Linked DNA regions of Mus musculus: regions 1 and 2 are each linked to region 3. Evidence: chromatin loops called from intact Hi-C (ENCODE). Cell type or tissue: heart. All regions are shown on one strand.

Evidence for each region. Peaks named below come from ENCODE experiments on the same cell type or tissue, not always from the same donor. Only the 100,000 strongest peaks of a DNase experiment are listed, where the experiment ranks them.
Region 1: it touches region 3 in a loop (2.2-fold over the local background); 3 of 42 quality-filtered maps call a loop at or near these places.
Region 2: a loop joins it to region 3, with 1.8 times the contacts of the local background. A loop is called at or near these places in 2 of 42 quality-filtered maps.

What each region holds. Positions count from the first base shown.
Region 1 is chr4:53,260,503-53,268,502 of GRCm38, reverse strand. It overlaps Mexis (macrophage expressed LXRa(NR1H3)-dependent amplifier of Abca1 transcription lncRNA), which reads left to right. Exons shown (of 2, transcript NR_033139.1): 2 at 5,269-7,147. Among named protein-coding and RNA genes, the nearest start is that of Mexis, 5.7 kb to the left of the region's middle. In heart, a CTCF peak has its summit at 4,576 (motif pointing right); DNase peaks (open chromatin) are centred at 3,352 and 4,492; H3K27ac peaks cover 238 bases.
Region 2 is chr4:53,155,408-53,163,407 of GRCm38, reverse strand. Abca1 (ATP-binding cassette, sub-family A (ABC1), member 1) reads left to right here and starts at 3,513. Exons shown (of 50, transcript NM_013454.3): 1 at 3,513-3,732. In heart, a CTCF peak has its summit at 3,313; DNase peaks (open chromatin) are centred at 3,377, 3,987 and 4,577; H3K4me3 peaks cover 1,967 bases; H3K27ac peaks cover 1,553 bases.
Region 3 is chr4:53,333,922-53,341,921 of GRCm38, reverse strand. No RefSeq gene overlaps it. Among named protein-coding and RNA genes, the nearest start is that of Gm52737, 10 kb to the right of the region's middle. In heart, no CTCF peak of the experiment used is centred here; a DNase peak (open chromatin) is centred at 3,941; H3K27ac peaks cover 444 bases.

The DNA.
Region 1 (8,000 bases), 73 kb after region 3:
TAAGAAAAGTCCGTTGATGAAAGGAAGGTGATTCTATAGAATGCACCTTCAGAAGCAAAATGGGTCCAAACTATGTCCAGCTGTAGGTGGGGCGGTGGTGGAGCAGCATCCTCACAGATCTCTAAAGGAACCCTGAAGAAGGACGATGCAAACTGTCCCATAGGTACATTTCTCTGGGTCTGCTCACTAATTCTTACTAAGCTTACTTTTCAAATGCTTAGCTAACTGGAGTCTCTTTAATGTCTCTTAAACTTTCAGTTTCTAAGCTTCTGCCCAGTGCCTGGTTTCATCTGCATTTCCCAATGTAAAATCTCATTTGAAGAGTAGGATTGGTTTAGTTCTGTCTATTGGGGAAGACATTTCTGTAGGGCTCATCATTAGCTTCTGCCTCCCTCGGGGTCACATGCTCAAGTGGTTTCCAACCTTATATGAGGAGAGGGAAGAGGTTGGGGCTTGGGGAAAGCTAGGTGGCCACACGGTGCTTGGAGCACAGCTACCAGATCTGGAGTCACAGATGCATAGTTTTGTCTAAGGATGCTCTGGGTGTGGTACATGTGTGGTGATTGGCATGCGTAGTAGATACTTGGTGCGTTTCTCATTGACCAATTTAGAAACAGCCTTGTCCAAATTAAAATACTGTACACCTGAGGACCTGAGAATCAGAGTGATTTCATGATATACTCAGAGTCATGTTAAGTGATGGAATGGGAATTAAAGTTTGAATCAGTGGGCTTTTCCTAGTATATCATTGCGCTGGTTAGTTTTATGTCAACCTGACGCAAGCTAGAATTATTTAGGAAGGGGGGTACCTCAATTGAGAAAACGATCTCATAGGACTGGCCTTTGGACAATCCTTTGGGGCACTTTCTTGATTGATGATTAATGTGAGAAGTTCCAGATCTTTGTGGGAGGTGCCACACTTGGGAAGGTGGATCTGGATGCTGTAAGAAAACAGGCTAAGAGAGCAAGGAGGAGCCAGGCAGTAAGAAGCACTCCTTCATGGCCTTTGCATCAGTTCCTGCCTCTAGTTTCTTGCCTTGAGTTCCTGCCCTGACTTCCCTCTGTGATGTAGTTGTAAGTTGAGTTGAGTAACCTGAAAGTTTTAAGTTGAAATAAACCCTTTCATCCCCAAGTTGCTTTTGGCTAGTGTTCTATCATGGCAATAGAAACTTAACTAAGTTTAAAGCATATTTATAGGCAGTCCTGTGGTCACTTCCTACCCACTGTTCTCTTGCCATGCACTGGATAGAATTCCTTTAAAAATATCATAAATAATTGAGTAAGAGGAACTGTTCTAGATAGTGAAATAAACAAATCTTACACTTTGCTCCCATAGACTACACTCTGGAGAAGGAAAATAGTCAATAAGTAATTGTGGAAAATAAGTCAATTATATTATAATTTTATAGAATTTAATAATTTATATAATACATGTTACAAGGTGACAAGAGTTGTGAAAAATAAAGGAAGAGGGGTTGGGGTCCTGGGGAAGTCACAATTGAAATTGCCAGCTTAGTGAGTGCTGCTCTCAACATGAGGGGGAGAGCTTGTAGCTCTGGCCCATGCTGTAAATGTCTAGATAAAACTGTGTGTGTTCTTCCTTCTCCCTCTGTCCAGTGCTTTGACTGCGATAATGCATTTGGAATAACTACTAGTTGAACAGAATCGTTTGGTGGGCACTGTGAAGTTTTTATTCTGTTTTTAGTTTCTTCCTGGTTATTTTCCTCCAGCAACACGCTCCATGCAACCCCAGCACTCCCCGAGTCACTATAGACATGGGCTCTTTCAACACTGCTCGGGACCTGAGCCCTCATGAGATGCTCCAAAGCAGTCTCACTGCAAAGTTGTGTGGGGAAATTTGGGCAACACGGGGAATACAGTCTTGGGGTTCAGCAGCACAACCTGATGCTTTGTATAACTCCTTTGGAAGCATTGTTACAGTGTGTGTGGGTGTGGGTGGGGGCTTTGTCAGCACTGCTCTTGTAAATACTTAATAAGCAGCTTTCTAGGGCAAGGGGGAGATGAGGAACTGTAGGCTTTCCCATTACAGGGTAGAAACACTCTACAGATGTGATAGCACCCAGTGTGGACTTGTAACACAGCAGCACACCCTGGGGCTACACCTCCATCACGCTGATAGAACAGGTGTAAGGAACTTCAAAAGTACGAGTGGTAGCAAAATAGACAGAAAGAATTAAGACTCACTCTGGTGGCTGGAGTGATAGCTCGGTGGTTAAAGGGGCATCCCATGCCTTCTTGTGGCCCTCTGTGGACAACTGCACACATACACATACACACACACACACACACACACACACACACACATGAAGCACATACGCTCACACACTCATAAGTATAAAGTAAAAATAATTTTAAAATATTTAGGAAGTGGTGAACTTTAATATAATCTAGCTACGTTTAAGTGGCTTTTAATAACGTCCGTGTTTAGCAGACAGTTTGTATACATTCTGAACACGTACCCATTGTCTCCTGTGATGGTACTTGCCTGTCACTGCTCCGGAACCTTCTCAGCTGCGACAAGAATGAGCTTTCACCATGAACATTGGACACAGGACGTTCAGACATCTTCATTTCGTCCTTGTCATCTCCTTGCTCACACCTTCCCACGCCTCTCTTACAGCGCTGTCACACAGCTTCTCTGTCTTCTGTGGTAAGTGAGGGTTGTAAGGACGTTGTAAAAATGTCCTCTGAGTTGGTGCCACCTGCACTAGGTAAATGTTTCTATTCTTTAGTGACAACCTAAGGCTTATTCTTGTCCCTGGATTCTCACATTGCTCCGTGTCATGTGGCTGTTCTCAGCTCTAGGACTTGAGCTGGAGCCTACCCGGCACTTCTCCTGCTTTCGTGCCTGCGTGTAGGCCCAGCACTAAGACACCAGTTCTCTCATTGGGTCCCTAGAGTGACCCTGATAGATGAGTCTTGACATTTCACCATTACAGAGGAGGAAACTGTGCCCTAGAGGGAAGTCACTGCGCACAGCTCAAACTACCTGTCTTCACTCTTTGACAGCTAGCATGCAGGCTCGGCCTGTGCCACCCCTCAGCTGGCTGCTGTAGTTGTAGTCGGAATCTTCTCATCTCAGAAAGGATTTGCAGATCTATTCTGGGGAAACCCCATCATAAAATCTCAGCACAGTGATATTCAGGTGTAAGGATAAGGCGGGAGCTGGGGCCAGCTGAGAGCAACCAGCATCTAGGCTCATCGCTCCTGAAGAAGGCACACGTGGATATAAGGTTAGTTTATTCCTGGGGGTGGACTCTCCAACCCCGTTCCCTTATACCCATCTCTACTGGAGCTGACTTTCTGGATCCTGACGGGGAAAGGCCAAAAGGAGGCAAGCTCAGTCCTTCACAGCACAGACTGAAAACAGCTACAGGCAGATGACCCAGGGGTATTGCAACTGAGCAGCAGATGCGTCCCTGGAAAATTCTTTGAAGGGAAGCCAGTTTGTTGTGGTCCAGATGCTCAGGGCCAGGCAGAAGGAGGAGGCTGAGAGAGAGAGAGAGAGAGAGAGAGAGAGAGAGAGAGAGAGAGAGAATGCAAGGTTGCAGTATCAGAGCAATCTGTTCTCTAGAACACCAGGATTCAAATGTAAGTGCTCCTTACCCTGTAACACTATGGCCTTGAGTGAGCCACTGGGCCTTTGAGTTGTTTTCTGTTCTGTAGAAAGGGGAAGAGAGGGAGAAAGAATGATAGTGGCTATCTATGTGCTAGACAGTAACTCATGTGTACTTAATATTATCTGTGAGGTACTTCCTGTGAAAGACTGAGCCCATCATGAGAACACTGTGGTCAATATGCAATAAAAAAAATGGCAGCTGTTGTTGCATTAATCCTCTTAACAATTGCAAGATTACTAGAAACAGTGGAAGTAGTTATCATTTCTGGCATCTCCTCTGCTTTCTGGAAGCCAGACATTGCTCTAAGTGCTTTGACGTGAATTAACTCACGTAATTTTTCTACCTGTCCCATGAGGTTGGTCTATGCTTAACCTTGCTTGATGAATGAGAAAATTGAAGGCAATTAAATAGATTGTTCAAGGACACCCGGCTAGAAAGTGACACAGGTCTACTGCTTTTGTTCACTTTAGAAGGAGATCCTGAAGGCAGAGACGCTGAGCAGCGTGCCCAGGGTGTGAGTAGGCAGAACTCTCCCGTGGGTTTTGGTAACAGACAAAATGATATCACGCACGCTAAACAGCCTTCCTGAGCTATTGTTTGGATGGAGGCTTTAGCCAGGAGGTGAATAAGCTTTGCGTGTTTCCTCTAGTTAAGATGTGCCATCTGGCTTAAGACCTGGAGTCTTTTAGGAAGTCTTATTTGGACTTGGCTTGTCATTTGGGTGGGCATTAGAGGCCGGTTGCGTGTAAAGGTCCTGCACTCGTCGTTCTCTCGGGACAGTGTAGGAGCAGTGCTTGCTGGAGAGCTGCTGGGCTAAGAGGCTTGTGAGGCCGCCACTTGGCAGCTGGCCACCATCATGTGCAGCTGGGTTACTGCCGGTCACCGTTCAGCCTTCCAGACACACTTGTGTCTTCAGTGGCTGGATCTTGACTAGCATCGGGAACAGCAGGCGGCAGCAAGGCACGGGAGAGGAGGCCTAAGACCTCTCACAGAGGGGGGCAATCTAAACACCAGAGAGCTGCTTTCTGCTCCCTTTGCCCAGCGCTTTATAGCATATCGCCTCTTCTATGGGGCTCCTCAAGAACTGTATTCCAGAAATTCCTGGAAATGTGTCCTCTTCAGGTATGGGTGGTCTTTGTGAAGGCCATAAGGAGCCCTAGAACCTAGATGTCTTTGAGGGCAAGTCACTGTCGTGTGCCTTTAGAACTGTCTTTATATCATTTTGGGAGCCCTCCTGGTCGGGGCAGCTGACAGCCTGGTTTCCTGTGCCAGCACACGCAGTACCAGGACAGGTGTTGTATTGGCCTATTTCCTGAGGGAAGCTCACACTCAGGTTTTGGGTTGGAAGCTAGATATCAATGCACAGAGGGCGTGTGTGTGTGTGTGTGTGTGTGTGTGTGTGTTTGTATGTGTGTAGTACACACATGCAGACACACATGTACAAGTGTGTTTACATGCATGTGTGGGGCCTACAAGAAAGGGATTTCAGAGAAAAGGAGCAGAGACAATCTGGTCTGGGAAGGCACCCAGGGCCCGGGCTGTCTTTCCCACCACTGTGGCAGGAAAGTGCTGGACTTTACCCCACATGGATATGGTCATGACTCTTTACTCTCATATTCTGGTTCAGGAGGCGGTGTTTACATCTTACCATCTTACTGGACTCTTCCTGTGAGGCTCCTCACATCCCTTTAAGAAGAGCAGCATTTCCCTCGTGTGAAATGTAGAGGTGAGCTCGGCTTCCTGTTTGCCGGGAGTATCTAAAGCAGCGGTTCTTACCCTGTGGGTTGAGACCCTCAGAGGGGTCGCATCTCAGATGATATCCTGCAGTCAGAGATCCTGCACATCAGAGACCCTGCATATCAGAGATCCTGCACATCAGAGATCCTGCACATCAGATATCCTGCAATCAGAGATCCTGCACATCAGAGATCCTGCAATCAGAGATCCTGCAATCAGAGACCCTGCACATCAGAGATCCTGCAATCAGAGATCCTGCAATCAGAGACCCTGCACATCAGAGATCCTGGTTGATGCTTACCACAATGCCAAAGGAACTGTATTAAAGGGTTGCAGCATTAGGAAGGTTAAAAACCACTGGAAAAAGGCAAATGTCTGAACAATAACTGTTTGTCTCTGAAGGCCACATAGTCCAGTAAAACGTGACATTGACCCATTTCAGATGACTTTGACCCGACTTGTGAAATATTAACCTTGACATTATTGAGGTACAGCACATTCTCCCACTGAGGGCCACTACCCACTCTAACGATACTCTGAATCAATCCAAGTCGAAGAAAACTTGCCCAGAAAAACACACATGCGACTTCCAGGTCCTCCTTGAAAGGAGTCAAGGGAAGATGAAGAATTTTGCTTCTTTCAACCATAAATACTAGTTTCTTTTCCCCAACACGAGATTCTATTATTTGAGAGTAATTTCTGCATGCATCCTCTGAAATCCTTAAAGCCCCTTACTGAAGTTCAGTTTCTCCCCTTTTCATCTCCCTACCAAAGTTGTGGATACCCAATCTCGAATCAGAGAGGGACAAGAATTGCCTGGAGTCACACAGCATCTGGCGGTTCCACGATCCCTCAGTGTTTCTACCTGCTTGTTTGTTTGTTTGTTTTTTTGTTTGTTTTTTTCCCATTTGTGTCCTATCTGGCTGAAGCCCCAGCTGCTGCTGCAGTCTCACTCTCTGTGGGAGGTCACAAGCCACCAGCCATCAGTCCAGTAAGGGAGTGTTCTGTACACATCTAGCTGCAGCTGGCATAGAGCTCAGGGGCGGCTGTCCATCAAGAAGCTGACAAGGGTGGGAGAGGTGCAAACACCATGTCACTGTCCCATCGAGTCACTGCCAGCTCAGAAGGACTTGAGAGATCTGTGCTACTGGCCCCCCAACACCTGCCTGTGTCTCTTCCTGTACTCTATCCGCAGGAGACAGCCATGTCATCCCCTGTTGCACAGTTGAGGGCCAGCTGCAAGCCTATCCTGAGGCCACCTGTGATGCTTATGGTCCATCAGCTTACTGGCACTCACCTCCCACACCAGTCTGTCACCTGCCTTGCCTTTCGCAGCCCGTGTAGCTCCCTAATCAGTGAGCTGCTCTTCAAGGCTAGTCTCCTGGCCTTGTGATTCCTCTCCCAGGGTGTGAACACTCTGCCCTTGCCCTCCAATCTATCTGGCATCGAGAGAATTCTTGCAGCAGTTTTAGAAAAACAAAAATCTATTTGTGTCATGTTTCTTGTTGCTAGGTTGCTTTTCCTCTTCCTCCTGTTCTTTTGCAAATAACAAATGTTTTAGTATTAAAATTTACTAGATTCCTTAAAGTTATGTAACAGATTTGTTTGTCTTATCATCTATATTCTATTTTAAAAGTAGTCATTCTTTTTTTGCAATTTAAATGCACAAAAATATATACAACCTCCCTACCTTTATCAACAAAATGTACCATCTTTATTTTTGAATAGCAAAAGCTTAATGGTATGAACTAAAATGAACAGATTCATTTAACCTGATCGTGTACTTCATTCTTGGCTACCAGATAATTAATTCCCCACATCACTCAAATAACTTGTTTCCCTCCAGTCTGGAAAAAATCTGTGGTTGACTATGAAGAGAGTTGCAGTTTGGTGACAGCTGCTAAAATTTATGAACTTCATAAACTTCAGGGTTTAAAAGACAAAATTGAGGGCTAAGGGTATGACTTAGTGGGTAGAAGTTCTTGCTGGGCAGGTGTGAGGCCCCAAGTTCAAATCTCCTGACTTCATGTAAGAGGTAGATGTGTACTGTAAATGCCTGTAGTCCCAGTACTGCTATGGGGAGATGGGAGGCCGAGATGGGAGAATCCCTGGAACTTCATGGGCCAGCATCCACGGCAGAAAAACAACAGAGAGACTCTGCCTCAAAGGAAATAGAAGATGGTTGTCCTCTGACCTCTACAAGGGAAGCTGGAGCAAAGCAAGCTGCTTCCTGTCCTGTTATTGCTCTAAGCTATAGCCACTAGCCTGACGGGAGTAACTCAGGGAGCCCTGAAATCACATTCATGCCCCTAAGATGCTCATGTTCTAGAGAAGGAAGAACCAGGCAGTTCCAGGAGCTATGATGAGGAGACCAGTAGGTGACCCTGTCAGCAGCTGAGGTGAGAAAGGATAAAGGCTGAAACCGGGGAGGAGGGGACAGTCCTGGGTAAGATATACCAGAGAAGGGTGATACTGGAGGTGAAGACAAGATGGCAGTGGGTTTCTTGCTGAAATAATTAGTAAACAGTAGTGTTCCTGATTATACTTATTTTTTGCTTCCTTACTTCTTTTTGAAAACATTGGGATAATTGTATTCTTTAAAAATCTAGACACCCAAGGCTG
Region 2 (8,000 bases), 180 kb after region 3:
TCACACTGCATTCAGAGTCTACGTGGTTTAGAGCCTGTTCCACCTATAAAGGGTGGCACACTGAATTTTCTCATTTGATCACTGATAGCTTGAGGATTTTTCCCCCTGGGTACGGAATTAAGCTGATTAAAACTTGAACTGTAAGTCTTTTCATCTCTCTTCATTAAAGGTGATTTACCAATTAGGGGAGGGAGATGTGTGCCTGTATGTGCTCATGAGCATGTGCCTGTGCGTGTGCGTGTGTGTGTGTGTACAGGTGTGCATGCATGTATGTATGTGTGCCTGTGTGTGTGTGAATGTGTATGTGTGTGTATGTACATTTCAAAGCTAGCGATCAACATCAGGAGTCTTCAATTTCTCTTCGCTTTATTTATTTACTTATTATTTACTTATTTATTACGTCACAGTCTCTCATTGATGCTGCTAGACTGGCTGGCGAGCTGACTCCATTCATCTCCTATCTCTAGCTCTTAGATGCTGGGATTGCTGGTATACTACACCTGGCTTTTCACATGGGTTCTGGGGATGTAAACTCAGGATTTCATGCTTGCATGGTAACTCCTTTATCGATTGAGATCTCTCTCTAGTCTTCTTTTTGAATTTTTGAGTTATATCTCATTCTCTAATGTTCTAAGCAGTAGGTTTTTTTATGATTTGGTTGTGAGCCTAGCCGTTAACAGCTGAGCCATCTCTCCAGCTGCTAGTAGGTTTTCTCAATCACTACAAATTTATTTTGAAAAATCATTTTGTTTATTTTTTTTTTTAGAAAATTTTCATTGCCTTTCTGTAGTGTCCTATTTTTTTCAGCTGCAGGGGGCCAAATAGTAGGTATCTCGGGCAAGAAACACGTGTAGTGAATATCTTTTGTTAAAAAAAAAAACCAACAACAAAAACTTCTCTCTTTTAAGGAAGGTGTTTGTAGACTGTAGACTGGCTCCTAGATATGCATTTAAACTATCCTCTAAACACTGACTTTCAGGGAATCTTGATTTAAAAGCCTTCATGGGATGATAAAATTGAGCTTCTTGTATCTCTATGACCTCTCTAGCAAGGTCAGTAGAGCCATAGTTGCCTGAAGGTCAAGTCTGTAATTAGAAGATCCCAGGGTCAGCTCAGAATAGAACCTCAAGCAACCCAGGGTATGTTTATGGAATCCACTACTTCAGAGCAACAGTAACAAAGATAGGCCTTTCCACTCAGGTAGAAAGGGCTTCCTAGGACAAGGTTGGGGGTTTGGGTGAAGGTGTTATACATCAGAAGACATGGAAGGGAAAGCTCTCTGGAGCATGCTCAGGAACAAACTAACCAGGGGTACTCAAAGGATGGAGAAATTCCTGCTTTGAAATTTCTTTCTTTCTTAAGTGTGATATCATCTAAGTTCTAACTGTTGAAATCCAGTAGTTGTGTCATGAGGTGCTGTCCTGATGGCAGGTCATGTCACTTGGTGTCAACAGGTGTAACCTGGATGAAGCATTTGGCCTCTGTAGGTGTCGAAGGGTAGAGATTTACAACATGCATACACATACTGCCAACACTGCAGTGTATTTGTGCATTTATTGCAGTGAGAGTTGAATAGGGGCAGATTCCTAACCCTACAGGGCTTCCTAGTTAAACACTGCAAGTTGGATTTCAGGGTCATTGCCTTCATATAGTGAGGATTCCAGGATGCTCTGCCCGGGGCTTCTTTCTTCCCACCCTTTCTTCTTTCTCTGCCTCCTAACTACCTGATTTGGGTAGCACTTACATGTCACCTACGCTCTTTTAGAGAAACCCAAGAAGTTAGCTTTTATTTTTAGGGTAAAAAAGAGAGAGATTTATTTATGTACATGAGTGTTTTACTTATGTGCACATGTGTGCACCACGTACACACCTGGTGCTTATGGAGGCCAGAAGACTGTGTCAGCTCTCCTGTAACTGGAGTTACAGATGGTTGTAAAGCAGCAAGTGGATGCTGGGAACAGAATTTAGTAGGAGTACTCTTGGGAACCAAATTCTTCAAAGTACAAAAAGAATGTGTGTGTGTGTGTGTGTGTGTGTGTGTATTTTAGGTGCTAGGAGATATGGGGGAAATGAGGGAAGCTGCATAAAGACTTAATCTCCTAAAATCATGCAAAGAACGATCCTTTCCCCTTAGGCGTTTTCCTTTGTACACAGATGGTCACACATATTATTTTAAATTCTTTGCCAGTGCTGGACTTTTAAAAGTCTGGCATAGGAAATGGTTTATAGGGTATGGATGTCACTAGAGATTGGCACTGATGTTCAGTCAGTAGGATTCTGGTGTTGGCACTCTTCTTCCGAGGACTTCAAAAGTTCCAACGAAATTCATTTTCAGAAAACTCTGAGGCAGAGAGAACGTTCTCTCTTGAGAGACAGGAAGCAAGGGCCAAGGATGTAGCTCTCAGCTGGCTGAATGCTTGCCTGCTATGCAAGAGGCTGGGTTCCATCTCTCCGCACTGTACAAATGTGGGTGTGGTACTCTGTTCCTGTAATTTTAGGCCTTGGGAGGCAAGAGGATTAGGAATTCAAGGTTATTGAGTTTATGAGCAGACTACATGAGACTCTGTCTCAATTAAAACAAATAAAATAGAGGCAGAAAAACTTTATCTAACTTTGGTCGTTTGACATCATCAAAACCCACTCTTGTGACCACAGCTGCCCCTTGTGGCTTATAGGTACCTATTACTAGTGGAGTGTGTGTGTGTGTGTGTGTGTGTGTGTGTAGAAGGTGCAGACTAGGTCCCTGGAAGGTGTGTGTGTGTGTGTGTGTGTGTGTGTGTGTGTGTGTGTGTGTGTGTAGAAGGTGCAGACTAGGTCCCTGGAAGGTAGAGATCTTCTCTTCAAAATCAATGTAAAGGTTTGAGGCAGACACCAAAATAGGCTGATATTCACTGTCCATTCCACATCCCTTCCCCCAATCTAGGACTTTTAAAGGAAGAAAAGGAAGAGACCGAAAATGGTTGGCATCTGGGGGTGGGGTGGGGTGGGGAGTTTTCCTTCCCAAGTTGGGGGCTGAGCAAACTAACAAAAGGAGAGGGGGGAGAGTGGGAGTAAGGGAGAGCGGGAGGGAGAGAGGAAGAGGGCATACACACACAAACAAAACAAACAAAACTCAAAAAGCAACACCCACAAAACCCCAAACAATTGCAGAAAGAGGAGTTTAGAGAACGAGCTTTTCCCCTTTCCTCCTCTGCCGGGAATGTGGAGTCCCTGGCTCAGCGCAAGTCCGGAGTTTCCCGTTTCCCGAAGGCTAGCAGGTCAGGGCCAGGGCTACAGAAAGCGGGCCCCACAAAGCTCTCACCATGCGCCCCCAGTGCCCGCTGCGGCGGCGCACTGTCGCCGGTTTAAGGGGCGGGCCATGTCTCCACGTGCTTTCTGCTGAGTGACTGAACTACATAAACAGAGGCCGGGAAGGGGGCGGGGGAAAGAGGGAGAGAACAGCGTTTGACCGGTAGTAACCCCGGCGCTCGGCACAGCCGAATCTATAAAAGGAACTAGTCGCGGCAAAAACCAGTAATTCCGAGGGCGAGCGAGCGGGCCGGGACCGGCAGAGCCCACTTCTCTCCGCGGCGCAGCGCAAAGCTGGGCAGGGGGCGCCGCGGGACCCGCGCAACCACAGCCGGCTTGGGGAGCTGCTCTGCTCCCTGTTTCCCCCCACTTTTTTCTTCCCCTTTCTGGAAGGGTTTGTGCAGGGGTAGGGAAAACAGACTCAAACAGCAAAGTGGAAAACAGGTAAGAGGTTCTTCAGTGACTTGGGCATTTTGTTTCGGGGCCAAGGAAGCGTTGGGAAGCTCTCCGTTTTGGGGACACTGGGGGGACTCGAACTCCCATGTACCTTACTTCTGGGGATGCAAATAGTACAGGGGAGGCATAAACAGGGAAAGAATGTTCTGGGACGGGCCCTGTCGACCCTGGGACTCAGAACTGCCGCACTCGGGTCTCCCGGAATCGGAGACCAGCGAGAGCATCTCCGGCGTCGGAGACTCGCCTCTTGGGCGCAGTGTGAGCCAAGGTTCCCGGACGTCCTCGGGGTACAGCCAGTGGGGTAGGGAGAAGGGAATCCTCTACAAAGGGTCTCCTTTTGTCTGGCGCGGGGTAGGCCGTCGCCCACAAGTGTCACATCTGAGTCCTCACTCCATTATTTAACTGGTTTGTGTTGGCCTCTGACTTGGAGGTTCTCTTCCCGGGACTGGGACTGCATGTCCTTGTTTCCAAAGAACTCTAGTAGGAAGTGTCCTAAACGGGGTCTTTTATGTTACTGCTGCTTGAGTTCTCTGGGCTTTGTTCGACTCCGGGGTCCTGCCCACAGGCTTCCTGCGCTCTGGAGGGCTGCAGTCCCTGGCGCAAAGTGGGAGACCACTTTTGTTCCTTCTAAAGACAGAAAACTTAAGAGAGTCTGCAGAAACCCGAAACTGGGGTGCCCAATCCACCCTCATCTTACTGCTTTTTGCTAGTCTTCCCTTGGGGAGACTTCGGGCTGAGCACCGATTGGGAAGCTGGGGCTAGGTTGTGCAGCCGAATGACCGCAAGTAACCCCATCGGGCAGCACAGAACTCGCAGCTCGGGTGCTGGGCCGGGCTCCGCCGCCAGGGGGTGGGGGCTGGGCGGCCTGCGGGTGGCCCCTGGAGACTGGCCCGCAGCGCCTCCTGGCCGGGTAGCCTAGGTATGGCCTGGTGCGGAGTGAGAGTCTCTAGTCCTTTTGCTTCACTGTGAATCTGGTCAAAACTGGTGTTTCCAAACTGGGAGGAAACCCGAGGCCAAGAAAGCCAGTCTATGTTTTCATGTTGTTGTTTTTTTCTTTTTTGTTTTTGTTTTTTGTTTGTTTGTTTGTTTCCTGACTCCCAGACCGTTGCTCAATGAGGTTCTTGGGGATGTTGGCTGATGACAACCTTGTGGATAGGTGCCTGTTTTGGTTTCTGCACTTACCTCTGGAAAAGAGAGAAATACTTATTAAACTGTTTGCTTTTTTTTTTTTTTTTGACTTTGTGTGTTTGTTTGGGAAAACTAAGTGTCACTAGAAATAATTAGTTTGCCCCATTTGCTGCAATGGTATCACCATTCCAAAACAAAACAAGAATTTACTTCGACATCCTTCCAAGGAAGTGGGCAGAATAAATGTACAATAAAGGACAGATAAACAAAAGGAACACTTCTGGCTTAAGATGTAGGCCCCCGGTAGAGTCTACCTTGTACAAGACCTTGGGTTCTAGCACCACCAACCACAGAAGCAAAGCAAAACAAAACAGCACAAACCTTCCTTGAAGAGAATTGGTACACCACTTTCTTTCTGTGGCTCAGCCCTCACCTCCCACAGCACACACCTGACACATGCCTGCAGGCTCGAAAGCACACCCTTACCTCTTAGTCATAATTCGGAACCCTGACCCAAGTATTGATACTCTACAAGACATAAATGCCAATTAAAAAGGAGTTGTTTATCATCACCACTTTTCTTTCAGCCCATTTTTAATATTCTAATGCACACATAAGGACAACGTATTGCTGTTCCCATTGTTGAAAAACACTTCCCCCACATCAAAGGAGGTATAGACAAGCATAGAGAATATTTGAGTGGATAGTATATCAATATATAAATAATAAAGATAAATTACAGTTTCTATTGTAAGCATGTCTTTTCCTCAGCGCTATCACAAGTCATTAAAATAGGGCTTTTTTTTTTTTAAAGAAAGGTGTGATGCACAGAATTGATTATTATCTATGTGGTAACAAGTTGAATCTGAGGGTTGAGGGAAGGAAATTTTCAGCAACATAATGCTCATAGTACCATTTTGGAGCAAAAATTGCTACCATAGAATAAGTCATGGGTCTCCTTGTGAAAGTCACTGGGGTTCTGGAGGGGTCACTGGTGGTGACTTGGGTATTTGTGACGGGTGTCTTCCCGAAGATGAGTATTTTAAATCCAGCCCCCTAAAGTATTTTTTATTAGCACCCAAAGGCAGGCCTGTTGTGGCCCTTGGATGCATCTTGATTTGGAATGTGTGCGTGGTTGATGGGAGACCGTGAATTAGTCTGGAATTGGAAAGGGTGACTGGGGCTGATTGGTTTTCTACCTCTCTTCATGGAAACCCCAATGCAAACACTATTTAAAAAAAAAAAAAGAATGATACTTAGCAACTCAGCTATGTGCTACCTTACCTATGTGGAGAGGAGCTGGGACTTTTAGTATTTTTTTTTCTTTAGGCATCGTTTTTTTCCTCTCATAAATCAGTGTCCTTATGTGGGCTGCATATGTAGTGACTGAAAATAGATCTTTGCTTTTTTAAAAAAAATATACTTTTTAGTTTCTAAGATAGTTAAATGGACACTTCTTTAAACTCTTAAATTAGGGACTTCCTGGATTTTTAGAAAATATATATGTGTATAGCTTTGGCCGTTCTTAAAACATTCAAGTATAAATATATTTTTATATATGGTCTGGATGTTAAATAAATAATGAAATTATAATGTAACTATGGTCAATTATTCTGGCATTAAATTTTAAAAGATTGGTCGTAATACTTGTTGATTTACTTGCATTGGGAGAAGGTCCGCTTTAAAAATATTGGAGACAGCTTTACACACGGAAGAGAAAGCACCTGGAATACCAATTATAGACGTGTTTGTGTCTTAATAGACGCTTACCTGGTGCTGTTCCCGGTGTTACTCAGACGCTGAGTTTATCTTCAAGCCAAACTTGTTTATTGTAACTACAGGTTAAGAAGGCGGGAGGCTATCTGGTCCTTGGCTCTCCATTTTCCAAGAGGCTGATTTGAGATTTGAATTCACTTCCCAAAGTCTCTAACTGTCCAGATTAGGGGAGACAGTGGTACAATTTCAGATGCCGTGAAAGGGAATTTGCCGTGTATTCATTTGCTGTCATTTTTACTGGAAACTTATGATCTGTATCATATTCCCATATTTGCTCTGGGGTAGTCGGTCAAATTCTCTTCTGGAAGAGACCTTGGCTGCAACTCGGTGCAAACAAACAAACAACAACAACAAAACCCAGGCAGTAACATTTGCTCAGTTCTCATTTAAAAACAAAGCCAAAACTTGGTTTTAAATGAGTGTGATCCTCTTGCCTCAGCTAATTAATTGTGAATAGTGTGTGACCTCAGAGTAGTTTGCTACAGATTATGGGGCCAGGTGGCATAAAGTCCGAGTGAACGTCTCAGACATGAAATGGTTTCTGCAGGCAGGTCTTAAGCTACACCATACTCTGTCAAACACGAATGGCCCAAAAGCAGCTTGTCTAGGATTATCGTTGACTGTGGGGAACATCACATTTGTGGGGGTTTTTTTTTTGAAGATTTTTAAAATTTATTATTATATGTAAGTACACTGTAGCTGTCTTCAGACAGCCCAGAAGAGGGAATCAGATTTTATTACAGTTGATTGTGACCTACCATGTAGTTACTGGGATTTGAACTCAGGACCTTTGGAAGAGCAGTCAGTGCTCTTAACCGCTGAGCCATCTCTCCAGCCCATGTTTGTTTTCTAAAACAATGAGACTTTGCAAACTTGAAGACCTGGCAGAAAGAATGTTACCCTCCTCACAAGTCTCCTGCACCCCCAACTCCCTCCCATTCTGCACTTCCATGCAGAATATGATCTGAGCCCCGTGCTCACGTATGTCATGCACTTAGGTTTCAAAAGAGAGGTCTTTGACCCTTGCGCGTAATCTGTCTCTCTAATACGGAAATTGACAAATACCAGTCAGCTAAGGGGCTGGATGCTGCTCGCTTCCTGTGTTTTAAAACTACTCCAACAAATAAGACATTCTCAGCAAAGTGTTAGAGACTGATACGGCCACGGACGTCATTAATGCATCTTGGTGCGTGTTTAAATGATTTAGGCTAGATGACTCAAGTAGACGAATAGTCCTGCTCACCCAGTTCCATTTCCCTTTTTGAGGCAGCTGCAGGGATTTGAGACAATAGTCTGCGATGCCCCATTTAAATATTTTGAGTTGTTCATTAATGTGCTCTTATGGATAAGCG
Region 3 (8,000 bases):
GCAGCTAGAGTCAAGAGCTCCGGGGTACTGGTTAGTTCATAATATTGTTCCACCTATAGGGTTGCAGATCCCTTTAGCTCCTTGGGTTCTTTCTCTAGCTCCTCCATTGGGAGCCCTGTGATCCATCCATTAGCTGACTGTGAGCATCCACTTCTGTGTTTGCTAGGCCCCGGCATAGTCTCACAAGAGATAGCTACATCTGGGTCCTTTCGATAAAATCTTGCTAGGAGTTACAGAGACAAAGTTTGGAGCTGAGATGAAAGGATGGACCATGTAGAGACTGCCATATCCAGGGATCCACCCCATAATCAGCATCCAAACGCTGACACCATTGCATACCCAAAGCAACTCTTATAAGGACAGCATTAATTGGGGCTGGCTTACAGGTTCAGAGGTTCAGTCCATTATCATAAAGGTGGGCACATGGCAGTGTCCAGGCAGGCATGGCGCAGGAGGAGTTGAGAGTTCTACGTCTTCATCTGAATGCTGCTAGCAGAATACTGCCCTCCAGGCAGTTAGGACTAGGGTATTAAAGGTCACATCCACAGTGACACACCTACTCCAACAAGACCACACCTCCTAATAGTGCAGCTCTCTGGGCCACGCATATCCAAACCATTACAGTGGGTATGTGGGGAAGATCAGTCTCTGTTAGAGGCCGGGAACACTAGGTGGCTGTGAGGCTGAAATGATGATTTATTTTCCTTGGCTTCAAGGTAGAGTTTTTGAGTTAAGTATAGAGGCCCCGACTCTACTACCTTTTACAGTTGAGTCATAACTTTTCCTGGGGATGGGACCGTTCTGGAGAACTGGAGAGAGTTCTCTTGGGGTTTTAGTGGTCACATTCTTAGATCCAGAAGAGTGATAACAGGTTGGCATACTCTCATGAATGTGTTATGTCGGTGACATAAACATGATTGTATCTGAAATGTTAGAATTAATTGACTGACACTAAGTTCAAAAGAGTCCTGCAGTTTTCAACACCAGTGAGTTGTCAGGTACCCCTGCTGACCTCGATAATCTTGGCTGAGGCAAATGGTTTCTTTTATTCCAATCTTAAATACTAATATTCACCCAATAAATTCACTCCCAGGGACAAGTCATCGTTCAATCTGTGCTAGCGTGCTCTTGGTCACTTGTTTACCTAGGAGCGCAATCATTATCTATCTTCAAAATGGAGTCCAAGGATGCTTGTAAATTGGTGTCTCTGAGGGCAAGGCACAGTCTGGGAAAAAAAAAAAACCAAAACAAAACAGTGTAACATTGTAAACAATATAAATTAATGTAAATCAGGGCATATATTCAGCGGCCCCTGGGAAGACCCACTGCTAGGCAGCATCGCTTGTGGCTTAACCTCTGCTCATGGCTGCGGTTCTGACTCTGGATCTATCAGTTGCACCTCTGGAACGAAGCCAGGCGTGTTTGGATAGATGTCCTTGGGCTCTTCCCCACGGTGGGGCAGGTATTCCACTGAGTCGGGTGATTTAAATATTTATTGCTGTGCAACAAATGACCTCCAGAGTAAGGTGCATAAAACGGGAGCTTATTTTCATGCATTCGCTACAGGCTGTGAGTCGGGGAAAGTTTTACCCAGACTTCTCAGGCCTGGGACTCTCAGGAGACAGCCGGGAAGCTGTTGGCAAGGGCTGAGGGGGTTTCAGAGCTAGACTTGGGCAGTTGAGCTTATTTCTAAAGCCCCTCTCTTGGCTCCTGGCGGTCTTGAGTCCTCACTGTACAAACCACTTGGCGGAGATGTTTATGCCTCAGCAGCTGGCTTCCCTCAGAGATGCTTGGGGTCTAATCTCAGACCTGCTTTCTCACCTCCTTAAGCCCTTAGCTGTTGGGCACCCAAGCTAAGCCAGTGGGAGGGGATGCCACAAGAGTGACAGCCAGGACACCGGGGGGGGGGGGGGGGGGGGGGGGGGGGGACTAGAGGCCAGCTTGGAGGCTGGATGCCCCACCCCAGACCCACTCTCGAAAGCTACTCGCAGCTGAGGCTCCCACTCCTGCATTATAATGCAGGCCATTGTTTGATTCTGGGAAGTAACTGGGAGGGTGGGGCATTGTCCTTAGAGCTCTGTGTTACTTCAGTGAGTCTCCACATCCTGTAAGGTTGACGAGGACCCTTCCCTTTCTGACTTAGGAAACCGAAGGTCAGAATACTGAATATCTCATAGCCTGTATTGTTCTTACAAGAGATTTTGCTGGTGACTTCTTATTTCTTCTTCTTCACTTCATTAACTTTTCATTTGGAAGTCCGGGTCCTCTCTGCAGCTATTCCACGGCCAGCTGTCTCCCATGCCTGCTCATTGCCAATCAGAGGTAGTTCTTATGAACCCCAGGGCTCTGTATTCCTGGGCCTGCTGCCCTTAATCTGTTGGCAGTTTAGGTTCACGATGCCACCAGGCTAGGCCAGCGGAAGGGGCTGGTTTCAGCTCTCAGAACAAATCAGATGAGTAGATGACAAAGGCTGCAGATGGGGAGAGCTGGACGACACAGAGGCAACCTTCGTCCTGAGGCTGAAGCCTGGCAGTTTTCCCTGACCTGCTTCCCAAGGTCATTTTCCATCTCTCCTTCCCAGAAACAGCTCGTGACTCACATTCATTAACACACCTTCAGTCTTTGTGTCTTGCATTCTCTCTGATTCCTCCCACCCCTCCCCACCCACTGACTCTATGGCTTTCAAGATCCGGCCATCAATTACCCTCCTGGCCTTGATCCTTAGAATTTTAGGTACTGAGTCCCTGTGTGAAGAAGTGAAGCCCAGGTAGGGCTGTAAACATTCACTGAATAGATCTGAGATGCCCTGTCTTTAGTAGACTCCTGGGTGGTATGGGTGTTACTGGTGTGGCCCATACTTCCTGTAGGCGAGCTCTATGTGTCATTTTTCTCTTTGGTCCTTATTTATGTATAGGCTGGAGTCGTCTTGTGTGTTCCTCAGACCCAATTAGGTTCAGGATTTGTTGGTCATTGTGCTATCTGCATGTTTGTCTGCGTGTGTGAGTGAATTTGTGTGGGCATGTGTACACGTGTACACATGCCCACATGCATGTAGAGGGCAGAATTAGCTGTTGCGCATTGTTCCTAATCTTCTTCACTTTGGGTTTTCTGTTTCTCTCAGTCTCTGTCTCCCCAGCCCTTGTCTTATAGGTGCATCTCCACATCCAGTATTCACACGGGTGCTGGGGAATAAAACTCAGCTTTGTTAGCCTTGTCATCTCTCCAGCCCTTCACTGACAGTTTGCTTGGAGGATGGGTAGAAGGTCACCTCAGAGAGTGACAACAGTTCAAGGGAATGCGATTCCTAGTTGAGAAGTATTCCAGGTGAAGTAAACTGTGTTTGGCTTCCTAGTGTCTTTATTTAATGATCAGGGAGAAAGAGGGACATGCAATTAGTTCTTTTTGCACTTTGAAGAACACTTAACAAGATTCCTCCCGGGATCAAGGACAAAGTATGTGAGGCCTGAAGTTGCACTGAGATATGGGAAGCGACTTTTTCTTTTCTTTCTTTTTATTTTTTTAATGTAGGAAGGGGCTCTTTTCACTGAACCCTTTCCATTTTGGGAAAGAGAGGGGAGGAGAAGGGAGGGGAGGGGAGGAGAAGAGAAGGGAAGGGAAGGGAAGGGAGGAGGGAGGAGAGAAGAGAGGAGGAGAGGGGAGGAGGGAGGGGGGAGGGGGGAGAGAGGAGAGGGGAAGGGGGAAGAGTGGAGAAGAGGGGAGAAATTAAATCACATTTGTTTTCCTGAGGAGAGCATGTATGGCCACAGCTACCCAAACCCAGATTTCCTTTGCCTCTAGGTCTTGAGAGGAAACCAGCTGTGGAGTTGGCGCCTGAGCTGCTTTAAGTTGTGTGAGGAGATTCCCCCCTCCTCCCAGAGCAAGTATGAGCATTAGTGGAGCGCTGGTCTTCCCTGTGGAGTTGTAAGCCAACCTCTGACACCCGGGCAGCAGACAACATTCCCTTTCACCTACTTTCTTCTCCAGGCGTTCCGTGCATGCTCGCTGTCCACGTGTGAGCAGCTCTTGATGACTGGGTTTGCTTACACCATTTCTTCCTCAACACCAAGAAAGAATAGAGGCTCTCTGTGAGCCGTGGAAGTGGGGACAGCAGGGGATGTGAGAATGTCACTTTAAGAAGGGAAACTAATGTGACCCAGAGATTGTGACCTAGTGTCAGGTGGTCCTTTTCTCACACAAAGGTCCTTTGTTTTATGGGAAGACATAGGGAAGTAGAGAGGGGCACATGGGTTGTTTGAGGCAAGCTAATGGTGACTAAGTCATAAAGGGGACATATATATATATATATATATATATATATATATATATAGTGTATGTGCATATTCATATGTATATGATATGTACATCTGCATATCTGTATATCTACATACCTGCATATACACACATGTGTGTCTTCAATGCTTTCAGTTAAAATCCAGGCTTTAAGTCTAAAAACCACTGTAACAATTACACACTCAAATGCATAGATTCTGGCCTCTTGTATCCTCAAATAAGAATCTTTCTACATCTGTCCTTTGGATCAGATTTTTAGTTCTGACCATGCAGCCCATACGGACTTCATAGCACACTGTGTGATCACTTCTGCCCTAACAAGTGGGGTTCCTTTGATGTTTTCTTTGGGTGTAGGATATTAAAGTAGCACAAAACTTTGAACACCGTTCTTCTGAATGTATCCATTGTGTGTTGTACGCACCTGTGTGTGCTGATGTGCCTGTGTGCCTATGTGTTTGTGCTGATGTGCCTGTATGCATATGTATGTGTCTGTGTGTGTGTACATGCGTGTGTGTGAGTGCACGTGCATATAAATGCCGAGGTCAGCCTCTAGCGCTGTTTTTCAGGAGTTCACCACCTTTAGTTTTAGACTGGGACTTTCATGGGCACAGGTTAGCTCAGGGATCTGCCTTCCTCCGCCTCCCTAACCAAGGGGTGCCAAGCAGCTGCCATGAGACCCAATTTTTAAGTGTGGATTCTGGGAATTGAACTGAGACCCTCATGCTTGAAGGACAAGTGCTTTGCCAACAAAGCTGGTTTTCTAGCTCTGGAAATACAGGTTTCAATTACAACTATACAGAGCTAATAAATTTTCATTAAAAAGGTATTTCTTTTGGAGTAAAGTTCTTTTAGCTTTGATTTATTTGTTGCAAAACACCTAGAAAATTTTAATTTCTATAGAGAATGTGATTTTTCCCAAATATAACTATTTAGAACTAAATATCTGATCCAAAGGACAGGGGTAGAAAGATGCTTATTTGAGCTACAGGATAAAAGTCTAAGAAAGATGCATATAAACTTATTTTCAGTGAATGAAATAATATTTTAAACATCATAAGAGTTTATCACTCAAACAAAACCTAGTAAGAGATATGTTGGTAAATACAAAGGGCAGTGCTTTGTAGTAGATTTATTCTAGGTGTTCATATGTTATAAATTATTATGCAATGGTGCATGCAAATATCTTACTACTTACTTTGCATTCAAAATTGGGTGGGTGCTTTTAATTTTTTGCCTGTATTTTCAAACTTTCTATACTAAACCCAATTAACATTTTAAGAAACACCACCAATGGTATTCTTTACAGAATAGATACTATATTTGCCAGAGTCACCCTTTCTTGAATCTTTTGTGTAAAATGAGGATATGTGTTCTCTTTTCTGTTCTCTGTAAGGAATGCATAGCTAATAATTTTCCTCTTGACTCTCCTCTAGGCAAGATCCTACCAAATCTTGCCATCATATTTGCCTTCATGTCAAGACCAGCATCCTCTGACTGACAGTGAGACCCCCACATACCCTGACATCATTTTCTTTAGTTTCCTAATGTCGGTAATGCTACACTGTAGCCAGACACATGCTACACTGTAGCCAGACACCTTTCTTGTTTCCAGTCCTCTCCTCCTTGCATTCTTTCCTGTCTCAGTAGCCTCATCTTGTCATTTTTTATTTCCCCAGACTGAGATCTTTCTGTTTCTAAACTTAAGGCTGTTCTTTTCCACACTAGCATTTCCAGTTTCAGGACTTCTAGGGGGCCTCTAGTCTATACTACTACCTGGGTTTGAGCCTTAATGCTGATTGGCTGAGGCAAATTGCTGGCAGATAGCTGAAGGGATTGATTTCCGGAGATGATAGAACATCTGGATGCATGGTGAAGGGAGAATTAAGACAGAGGTGGCACTGGCTTTTGCACCTGGTGTAGTTTCCTGTTGAACTTAGGGTTTCTCTTAAGTCAAACCGACTATCACTTCCAGAAAGGAGAGAGGAGAGCCTTGTTTGGCTCATCGTGTCACAGTGACTTTAGTCCCTCCGGGCAGTGAACTCATGGTAGCAGGAGCTCGGGCCAGTTTCTTGTTTATACCCTAGCAAAGAAACAGAGGAAGCAAACTGGAATGATGTTCAAAGACCCATCCTTAGTGGACTATTTCTCTTAGCCAGGGTGCCACCGCCTTCGAATAGTACCATAAACTGGGGCCAGTCATCAAGACAAGAGTCTGTGATGGATATGCAGATACAGAATCATAACAGACCCCGAGGCAGCTGCCTGGGCTGGAGACACAGCTGCTCAATGAGTGCATTCTCTTTAAGACTATTCTGCATGTGAAAGCAGGGCCAGAAGCCCTCTCAGGTCACTTTGGATAACTCTGTTTTACTCGATTTTGTACAATTACCAGTATTGCAGGTAGATTCAGGCATTTTGTTTATAACTGGAAGAAATTAAAAAATGGAAACCATTAAGGCAAAAAGAAAACAAACAAAGCCAAACAAACAAACAACAACAACAACAAACCCCAAGAAACAAGAAACAAACACTCAAATGTATCAATGAACAATTTGAATAACCAGCTTGCAAGATTGTAAACATGGCTTCAACTTGGCCTCCAGAAAAACTGGGTCCCCACAGATGGATGCTGCCAGTCCTTTTCTCCCTCACTAATCTCTTCTTGATTTCTGCACATTTCTCTTCTCCAACTGTAGACAGCCTTCATCCTCATGACTGGATATTCCCTGAAAGATATTAAGTCTTATTGCAGTTGGGAGGTGTAGTGGCTATTCCTGGTTGTCAACTTGACAATATTTGGAATGAACTACAATCCGGAATTGGAAGGCTCACCAGTGACCCTTATCTGGAGGCTTGGAGATCCTTATCTGGATCTTGGTTTGAAGATCTTGAGCCATAGTGGCTATGGATTCCAGAAGATTGAATCTCCGAGTTTAAGGAACACACCTTTAATCTGGGCTACGCCTTTCATCTGGGATTAAAGGTGTGGTGGAACACACCTTTAATCTGGGCTACACCTTCTGCTGGAGACAATATAAGGACATTGGAAGAAGGGAGTCTAGCTCTTGCTCCTGCTCCTTCGCCTGCTTGCTACGTGAGACTGAGTAACTGCTAGATCCTTGGACTTCCATTCACAGCTGCGACTGAACAATTGTTGGGAATTGGGCTGCCGACTGTAAGTCATCAATAAATTCCTTTACTATCTAGAGACTATCCATAAGTTCTGTGACTCTAGAGAACCCTGACTAATACAGAAGTTGGTACCAGGAGTGGTTCTAGAGTAACAGAAGTACAAGGATGAATCTTTTAAAATACTGGAATTGGCTTGTTGATCCACCAGCACTTTCAAATATTGAAACCTCTCCAGATTCTCTCCCTCCTGGGAGCTCAGAGAATTTTGAAGACCCATGGTTGAAACTATATTCCGAACTTAAAGAAGCTAATGCCCTTGATTTTCTTAATGAATTAGGTGATTCAGTGCACAAAGCTTTCTACAAGATGGGGAAAAAATCGAAAAATGATTTTACTGGCTGGCTGCTCTTAGTATCTGTGGAAAAAATGATGAATGAAAGGAAGGAGTTGTGTGATAAAATCGAAAGGCTCCAGACACAAGTAAACGATCTAAAAGTTGCTAAGTGTGTCCTTGAGGAGAATCTTCTCTCTTGTAGCAATAGAGCTCAAGTTGCAGAAAATCAAACAGAAACTCTCAT